Regions from separate parts of the Homo sapiens genome. Here region 2 is linked to region 1. Evidence: read pairs that join two places in POLR2A ChIA-PET (ENCODE). Cell type or tissue: A673. All regions are shown on one strand.

Region 1 (5,000 bases):
GGAAGGGGGATTGTACAGGGAAATTCACATTTGAGGATCCCACACCATATGGTCCAGGCTTAACTGCCAGCAGTTTAGCAAAGTGTGAAAAACGTCATCCACCAGCGCCTAGATTGGAGTTACCAGGGCTCAAGGAATATTGAATTCAGCTCAGCTCATGTCCCTGTGGGGGCCATAACTCATCTTCTCAGCTATCTGTTTTCCTGGCAATAAGGAGAGAGCTTCTGGGATCATTCACTGGGCAATCCCATTCCATATCAATCGATTAGGCCTTAAAGACTAGGTTTTCTTCCTGTGATTTTCAGAATCACAAATGGAATAATGAATTGATTGTAGCTCAAAGGCTAAATAAATCTGAGTTGGCACAGACATGCTGATAGCATTATTTTTATTACTGCATATGGGGGAACATCAGAGCTACTACTTATTTCCATGAAGATCTGTAGTATGATGAATCTACTCTGTCCGTGAACTTATGTACAAAGACTAATGCCAGTTGGGTACACGAATCACAGTGAGTCTTTGCCATTTATTTTATCATACAAATTAATGTGTACTCAACAATTTAGCACCAATTCACTGAAAACATGAAGGATGATAGTGTCTGATAAACAGTGACGTTCTGTAATTGTATGGTGGCAACCAGAATTTTCTATGAACCTTCCCCAAAAATGTCTCTTGTGTCTTTGTCAAATATTGTGACTTAGATGGAAACACTATTAGGTAGACACATCGATAGGCCATTACAAATAGAGAAGGCATTTAATTTTTTTCTCTGATTATCTAAACATATGTATGAAAAGTTGTGTTTCTATTTTTAAGCAATGATTAATATTTACACTCTGCTAAATATTCAGGGAGTTATACTTCACCTTGTATTTCTGAAGCAGATCTAAGATAGATAAGGGGATAAGAGTCTCTCTCTCTCTCTCTCTTTTTTATTTTTTTTTTTTTTTTTTTTTTTTGGAGAAGGAGACTTGCTGTGTTTCCCAGGCTGGAGTGCAGTGGCGCGATCTCAGCTAACTGCACCCTCCACCTTCCAGGTTCAAGCGATTCTCCTGACTCAGCCTCCTGAGGAGCTGGGATTACAGTGCCACCACCACGCCCAGCTTTTTTTTTTTTCTTTTTGTATTTTCAGTAGAGATGGGGTTTTGCCTTGTTGGCCAGGCTGGTCTCACACTCCTGACCTCAGGTGATCCATCCACCTTGGCCTCCCAAAGTGCTGGGATTATACGCGTCAACCACCGCATCTGGCTTGATAAGGGTCTCCTTATAAAAATATTTGCATGTCTTATCCATGCATTGCTTTTGTGTTTGTGATAGAAATATTTGCTAACATGTCACTCTATGAACTATTAAAGAAGGCATCAAGTACTCAAATGTTCAAGAAAAGATGGTAACGTTTAGAATGAAAAGAGACTGCCTTAGTTTTCTTTTTGTGTTTCCCTGAAAGAAAACACTTCTGTTCATGCCCGAGCAATGCATAGATGTCTGAATCTGTCTAGAAACAAAAGTACTGAACTTGGCAGCCCTTGGGAACGGTTGTTTTGAGTTATTTTCTATATGTTATTTCAAGCTTTAGCTATTAAATTGAAGTAATAGTTTGGAATCCATTGCACTGAATTGAATGAATGTGACAAACTATTACGGCTGGAACTATTTGGCTTTTATAAGTAATTTCTAACTCTTTTGTAAACTTTATATATTTATGCAGTCTCTAGCTTAAAGAACAAAGCTATATAAATCATTAATATTCACCTTTTAGATAATATCTAGAGATTTGTCCCTATCAATCTGTTTATCTATCTACCTACATACCTACCTATCTACCTACCTGCCTACATAGCGTCTATCTCTTTTATTTTGAATTCACAGTGTGGTTCCCATTTGTGCCCAAAACAATTTGAAAGAAAAACTTACAAAGAAAACTTTAATTAATATTGTTTAAATTTTTAAAATTCACATGTTATATCACCTCTTATTAAGGAACTCTTTTAGGTACTTCCAAAACTGAAGATGTTTTATTTCATGACAGGATTTTTTACCTAAAAATAATGCTCCCTGATCTTTTGTGGTTTAATGAAAATTTTTATAATTTTCAAAGATGAATGCATTGATTTTGATTCTCGGTTTTTTTCCTAAGAACATTTAGGTTATAATATTCTTCCTTTTTCTAAGATTATAGTGCTTTGCACAGTGTTTATTATTTGAATGGAAATCTTTACTAGTTCTGTCATTTAAAACTAGTACAGAGTAAAAGCTAATTTAAAATTCTATGCTCTGAAAATGTTTACAAGGTATCTCACCAAACCTTCCCAAAGAACTGAAAACAATTCATTTGTCCATTGTAAACAGGATTATAGAATTATCTGTTATCTTAAAAACCAGGTATAAATGATCATCTTCTTTTTCTTTAACATATTTTAATAAAAAATGACTTATCTTCCTCTGTCCACTGAGTAATCAGATACTGCTTTATTTCTTTTACGAGTAAATGAGGTTAATCTTCATCAGAATAGAAGAGTGTCACATTCAAATGGGAGAAATGTAGTTAAATAAGGCTTTGTAAGGAAACAACTATGAATAAATACAGAAATGTGCTAGAACAAAATTATAAGTATTCATTAGAAATTTTTCTCATGTTACCAATTGTACCAGATGATAGTAAAATTATCTCCTAAAGGCAAACACACTTTTTAGAGAAATCTTTTACATTCACTATTCCTCAAAACTCTATGGAAAGTAATGTTTTCTATCATGTGCATAAGGAAATAACATGATTTAGTACATTCAGAAGTCTTCCTTCCTTCCCTCCCTCCCTCCCTTGTTTCCTTCCTTCCTTCCTTCCTTCCCTCCTTCCTTCCCTCCTTCCTTCCTTCCTCTCTCCCTCTCTCTTTCTCTCCTTCCTTCCTTTTTTCCTTCCTTCCTTCCTTCCCTCGCCCCACTTTCCTTCCTTCCTTCTCCCCACCTCCCTCCCTCCTTCCCTTTCCTTCCTTCCTTCCTTCCTTCCTTGCTTCCTTCCTTCCTTCCTTCCTTCCTTCCTTCCTTCCTTCCTTCCTTCTTTCCTTCCTTCCTTCCCCTCTCTCTCTTTCTTTCTTTCTTTTTTTTCCTTTCTTTCTCTCTTTCTGTCATCAACCCATCCAAGGTAAATCTGTTTATTTCAGGACACCTTCTTGAAGCAGCTATAGCTCAGTTACTTATTGGTCCATAAGTAACTAAAATGGAAATTAAAATTACTTTTGCCGTGAGAGTCAAAATGTTATTTTGCTCCCTTGAATAAGTTTGCTATGGTTTGAGCAGATTTAGAATGTATTTAATAGGCTTTGTTCAGATAGTTTTGTTGCTGAACAATAATTATAACAGCCATTTCAAGGATTTTAAAAAATTTTGCTTTGTCCATGTATATCTCTTATCTTGTTACTAAAGAGAGAATGTGATATATTCTGCACACAATCACAAAAGAAAAAACTCTATTTTTATCTTTTCCTTAAGGACAATGTTGAAACATTTCAAAGAGAACATTTTTTTTTTCCAGTTAGTGATCACTGGTGAATGCAAATTGCAGTAAATGGTAAATGGCTGTGGCACTGTTCCTCCTGATTTTCTATTGACTTTTTAAATGTTTGTCAGAAAGAATCGAGGAAGAGAAAATGATTTTCAGCTTTGAAGCAGTCCGTGAGATAAAGCCAGGAGTGAGTTGACAGCAGGGAATCAGAATCTGGGACAAATATTAATTTTCTCACATTACTCCATTTTATTCCAACAGAGCTTTCCCCCAGTCATCCTCTCTCTGCTCAATGGCCACCTTATCAATGTATCATTGTCTTCCTTTGGGCTGCAGTTGCAAAATTAGGAACTCAAGAACTTGGCATTGCCAGCAGTGCTTTTAAAAATCCTTATGTCTTGGCAAGGTTGGAATATACTAAAGTGTTTTTTTTTCCAAAGTCTCTAAAGAGAAATTTGGCAATTTGTATGTGTGTGCACGTGTCTGTGTGTTTGTGTGTGAGTTTGTGTATGTTTGTATGTATATGTATGTGCATACTCAACATGTGTGCATTATTTCAAAGGATTTTAAAAATGACTTTTGTGGGAGAAATTAATGGTGGCTTGGATAGCCCTTGTACATGATACTTATTGTCCTCTTCAATTAGATGTTATTTCACTGAGCATTACAATCAACATAAACTAAACAGGTACATGGAAGACTGGCCAAGACTCCATTTGCTCCACTGAATTCCTTAAACTTTATATGCTCTCCAGTTTGTGGCTCTGGAAGACAAGGAAGAGAGACAATGAAAAGAGACCAAGTATAATCGATTAAAAAAACACAGAGATCAGAAATTATGAAAAGATAGAGAGAGGATACGATGGTGAACCCAACATTCTGGGCACCATAAATGGCAATCTCCAATTCTCTCATCCTCATTGGCCTCCTTCCAATACAAGCACATAAATCCCCGTGAGCCTTGTCCACTTCGGTTTGTTCCAACCATCGTGTTCACTCTCCTTTCTTATTGGCAAATTTGCCCTCTCAACCAAGTATTTCTTTTTACTAAGAACTCATATACTAGTAACGACTTCTGTAGTCTGAAACCATTCCCCATGTCACCATTATGGCAAAGCCATCACGAGTATAAAGTACATTCTCTTCTGGAATAAGTGAAAGGGCCTCTCTATTTAAATCAAGGTTTGGAAAATTAAACTCTCTGGATATCGCTCCAAACCAAGAAGCCATGAAATGACTGGACTGTTTCAAAAGACCAAGTCTGGGGAAAATCTAACTGAGATTGGAATCTCCTTGAGAAAAGAAACAATTCTGGGTACTTTGCTCATGTTCATAAAGCATCCATTGATTTGAAGCAACTTGTATGGATGTAGGGAAAGTAGTGTTTAACTGAGGGTTAGACATAAAACCAAAAAGGATAGAGAGACTACTTCCTTTCTGACCAAGAAAACCAAGACTCATTTGTGGTTTGGACTGGAAGTAAAACGGAGTCCAT
Region 2 (5,000 bases), 620 kb after region 1:
CTCTTGTATAGAGGCTAGCAGTGGATATCTGGCTAAGCCATCTTGCTTGTTTCACTGATGGGTGTCCTAGTGATTGGCTCACGTATCCCAGTGTCTCTTGATCAGTAGGGGGCAACGTGATATAACACACATCCAGACAGAATAAACCATATTGTGTCAGCATTCTTCAGAGCATTAGAAGGCCTGGACAAAATTAGGTGTTTATAAGAAAAAAGTGAGATTCCTTAAGAAAGTTAAAACCCACTAATAGAATGAGATTACAGCTTATAGGTCTAACATTGTCAAACTTAAATATGTGACATACTTCTTTTATTGACTTCCTATATATTCTCAGAGGAAATAGTTCCTCTTTGGTCTGATATTATCTCACCTAATATTAGGTAGCACCCACTATTAATAAAAGAAGAAAGAAGGGGCTGAGGCCAAGAGACTCTGGCTTGGCGTTTCCCTTCCACCATTGGTATCTTCTCCCTCACTCCCCAAGGCATAAGATTCCATGGAAATCTAGAATTGGTTTCATTAACCTCTGAATTTTACTCTTGTTCATATAATATTTTATACATTAATTTATATTTTGTAATTATATCCACTTTAGCATGAGTCCTTTCTAATTCAAATATTCTCTTCCTGTATTTCTAATCATCTCTGGCTGCCTCCATTCCAACTAGGTAGGATACTTCTTGAAATGTCTGCACTGTGATATTTTCTATATTCTTAGTATGCCTGTGATGAAACAAATTTGAAAGCAAATTTCTTGGAAATAGTAATTTGCTTTTCTAGTATGCAGTATTCACAGAAGGTTGTAGACTTCTCTTTCAAGCAAGATGTATGCATGCTACTTTCTCTCTAGGTTTGTAATTATATTGTGTTGTAAATATGTCAATATAGTATCATATTGCCAATAAGATATATTAGCATTACCTACTTCAAAAATAGAAAATTAGATGGATGTTTCAAATTTTTGTGAAGGGAGTGTTGAAAACTTTTTTTTTTTTTTTTTTTTTTTTGAGACAGGATCTTGCTCTGTCACCCAGGCTGGAGTACAGTGGCATGATCATAGCTCACTGTAATGCTGAATTCCTGAGGTCAAGCAATCTTCCTATCTCAGCCTCCTGTGTAGCTAGAACTACAGGCATGTGCCAACATCCCTACTAATTTTTATTTTCTGCAGAGGTGGGGACCTTTCTGTGTTGCCCAGGCTGGTCTCAAACCCCTGGCCTGAAGCAATCCTCCCACCTTGGCCTCTCAAAGAATTAGGATTACAGGTGTGAGTCACTGTGACCACCCTGAAAACTTTTTCACTGTGAAGTTATTTTTCAGTATGAGTAACATACCGAAACAACAATGAGCTGTTGTTCCTGTTGTAAGAACAGAAAAGGATATGAATTCAAACCTGTTATTATGCAAAAGAAGGGAATAATACTGTTTAAAAGTAGAAGATACATTAAAATATCTCTATCCCTAATTTCCTGTTCTCAAAGATATCCATTAAGTAGTCATTTACTTACCTCTCACTCTATTTACTCCTTAGACAGGCTGCATGGAGATTGTAGCATGAATGCAGATATTGGAAATTTACTGGATGTATGATCAGACAAACCAATTGAAGTGGAGAAGAGAACCAATCAGCCAAATCATTACAGAAGTTGCACCACTGCCTGAAATATCTTGACTGATTCTATATAAGTTGAATTTTTGCCGAATAAATTCTGAAAATAATTACAAGCTTCCTTTTGATTTGAATGTTACACATCAAGTTCTAGTAAGAGCTAATTTTACATCATTGACAGATAACAAAATAGAAGGAACAAAGTGCCCTTTGAGTTAAGGGCACTCCAATGTCCCGGAATTTAACCTTTTTGTCAGATCAATAAGGTTTAGTGCAACTAGCCAGACACCTGTCCCTCAGCCTCTCAGTCTAGGAGCAGCTTCTTTCTTTCTTTGGGCTGGGCTTATTCAAGTTAGTGAAGCCAGTCTGGTTTCTTTTAAATCATATCCCCTGCCCCTGCTCATCTGCAGTGAAGGCTGCTGGCTTCATATTTCCATTCTTTGCTTTTATTCTGAGCAGCAATAACTGGACTAGCTAATGTACAGCTTCCTGATAGTTAACCATTCCTCCTAGAAGCTAATCTTTAGAGGGAAAAATCTTTATGCGATTTAATGCAATTTGGGAAAAATGAGCATATTTCCTGAGATCTCTGAGGAGATGCTGTCTTACAATGAGGCAAGAAACTTGAACCAATTATCTGAGGCATACACACAACTGTCAGGAAACAGTAGTTGATGTGCTATTAGTTGCTCTTCTCATACTCCCAGTTGTATAGCTGTGGTTTTTGTCAGCATCTTGGGGAAGAAAAGGGATATTTAGGTGATGATAAATCAATGCAAACTTAATAAGCCTAGTGTTAATCTATCCCTACAATTGTCTCAAAGTATTTTAAAATATCTGGTACAATTAATTTATTCTTTAGCATTGCAGGAAAGATGTTTGTTGGCTTTCTTTTATATTTATTCTATTAATTGGGGTAACAGGCTATCTAAAATAAAATAAGCCAGATTTTGAATTATTCACACTTTTAGGTACATTTTTAGTCAAAATGTTGCCTTTCTGCATATAAGGCTTTGGTAACTACTAATTCTCATTATGCAGGAGGCATTTTCCTGTCTCAAATGTCAAAACAAGAGATTATGGCCACTATAAAACCTGCACACATAGTCCAGATTTCAATTATCTGTGGATGACTCAACACATTATACATGGTGTGTATGGCCCAGGATGCTTGTCCTCATAATTTAACAGTTTCAACCAATTATCCAACACATTCTCTGTCATGCTGCAAAGTGTCTAACTACGCAATGACAATGCAGCCTTAAGGATGCGCCAGGTGACTGCAATATATGTTAAAGGCCACAATGAAGTCATAAGAATTTAGAAGTGTGTTCACTTATGGCGACTGTAATTCCAAGACTTTGACTTGAGAAAACCTCCTGAAAATGCCTGTGAGTAAAAAATTTCTCCTGATCACTAGAGCTATAAATAATAGGTGGAAATATCCAGGTCTAGACTCACAGCTCTTAGAGTGCTCAAAGGAGAATACATTCCCATGAGCTCATGCATTCATTCATTCAATGAGCATTTCAGCTTTTGCTATGTATCAGCTACTACTTGGTACATACTAATTGGTTCTGAAAATCTCAAAGCTTAATTTACAAGTTGATTCCAGTAAGAGGTTAAAAACCTGGCCTTCTTCAGAATAGAAAATGTCTGAGACCTTTATTAAAGAAAATGCATACACACATACACATACACATACATACATGTGCATACACATACCCAAGTTTGTTGTGGAGTGGGTAGGTATGAAGATGTCTTATGACCACGTAATAATGTCACATGTAGCTTCAAAGATATACCTAGCTGTGAAAATCTGTTTTTGTGAGATTTTTTTCACTCTTAGATAGATAAGTCCGAAGAGGCACTTTAGAAATATAAAATGTTTTCCATTCAAGATGTGTCTCAACAAAATTTATGTCTCTATTGTCAGGATGCTTTTAAGTATATTTATGGGCCTGTGAGCTAGGGAGATGACCCATGGGATAGTATTTGGAAATGTTTATTTCTCTTTCACCTCAAAATAGATAGCTAGAAGGACCCCTTGCTGACTTCTGGCCAGAACATCAGATGCATGGCTGCCCACTGCAGAGCTCGAAGACAGCAGGAAGTGGTATCATCTTTCTAAAATAAGAGTATCACTTTAGGTACCCAAAAGGAGACTTAAGAGTTGACTGTAAGTGGTGGGAGCCTAGGGAGGTGGATATTGTCAATCCTGAAAGGAAAGGAATGGCCCCCAAATATCCTCTTAATTTTTCTACTGTTATAACGTTGGATTTTTCAATGATACGATTCAAATGTCCTCTTTATGTTCATGCATCATTATCTAATTTTACATTCTACTTCAAGAAGTTCACTTAAGTCACCTCAGAAAAGACTTTTAAAAAATAAGTTCCAAATGATCTAAGACAGCTCCCTTCTGTCCTTTTGACCTCTGTTGTGCTTATGCCAACCTTCACATTCCTAATTGCTGGATTTCTGAACAAATCTCTGTGACTATCAAATCAGCATTTGCACCTTGATGTTTCCCATTATCATTTCAGTGTGGCTAGTAAAACTCCTCACTCTTCTTACTCACAGTGACTTCAGGCCAAAATCATGATTTGTGGGCAAACACCATAGATAGGGCCCACTGGATCTCCCTCATAGAGACAATAAGAAAGGCAGCCTCACTCGGCTGCTTCCACCCAAGAGAGTTTCTACTTCCCAGAGAGCAAAAACTGCTCCAGCCATAAAAATGTGAATGAAGAAGTTGAATATTCCTTCAGCCAACAGTTATACATAACCACGAATTGTCGAAATGCATTATTTTAATGAATAAAGGTAGATTTTAAAAGCAAAGCAAAAAGTATCATTCTCTCTTTGTAGAAGTGTTTCTTTGGTTATTTAGTTTTTTTCCTTCACCTCCCCAAACCTTCTCCACTGTAAGAAGCCTGCCATAGAAGCATAAATGTTAGAGTAATACATCTGGCTGCAAATTCTTCCAGGAAATAAAAGATAAATTTGCCATCAGGACAAAGAAAGAAAGGGAACTGGATTCAGAGTCATCAAGCACCAGAGAACAAGTCTTCGTAGCTCCGCCCTCTACTTGATTTCATTACCTCCCTAATGGGAATTTGAATGACAGAGCAAGGGAGTAACCATTTAGGTATCTGGCATTGATAACGAATAAACTTACGGGAGAGGGAGTTGCATGCTCACATTTAAAAAGCTCCTGACAAAAAATATGACTTTTTTACATTTTAAGAGATAAAAAAATGTATAAGCAAATACTTTACTATTTGTCTTGAACATTAAATCATCACAGTATAAAAGCACATAATGTGTTTGCTATACTAGCAACACGCATGTTAAAAACAAACTTTCTAAAAGTCATTTAGATTTGCAC

The links. ChIA-PET counts read pairs that join two places held together with the same protein. Peaks named below come from ENCODE experiments on the same cell type or tissue, not always from the same donor. Only the 100,000 strongest peaks of a DNase experiment are listed, where the experiment ranks them.
Region 2: POLR2A ChIA-PET joins it to region 1 with 13 read pairs; 1 of 35 experiments calls an interaction of 5 or more read pairs at or near these places.

What each region holds. Positions count from the first base shown.
Region 1 is chr10:20,011,370-20,016,369 of GRCh38, forward strand. The region is part of intron 2 of PLXDC2 (plexin domain containing 2); the gene reads left to right. Among named protein-coding and RNA genes, the nearest start is that of PLXDC2, 200 kb to the left of the region's middle. In A673, no CTCF peak of the experiment used is centred here; DNase peaks (open chromatin) are centred at 2,872 and 3,162; H3K27ac peaks cover 4,646 bases.
Region 2 is chr10:20,629,208-20,634,207 of GRCh38, forward strand. No RefSeq gene overlaps it. Among named protein-coding and RNA genes, the nearest start is that of MIR4675, 80 kb to the left of the region's middle. In A673, a CTCF peak has its summit at 141 (motif pointing right); DNase peaks (open chromatin) are centred at 2,194 and 2,724.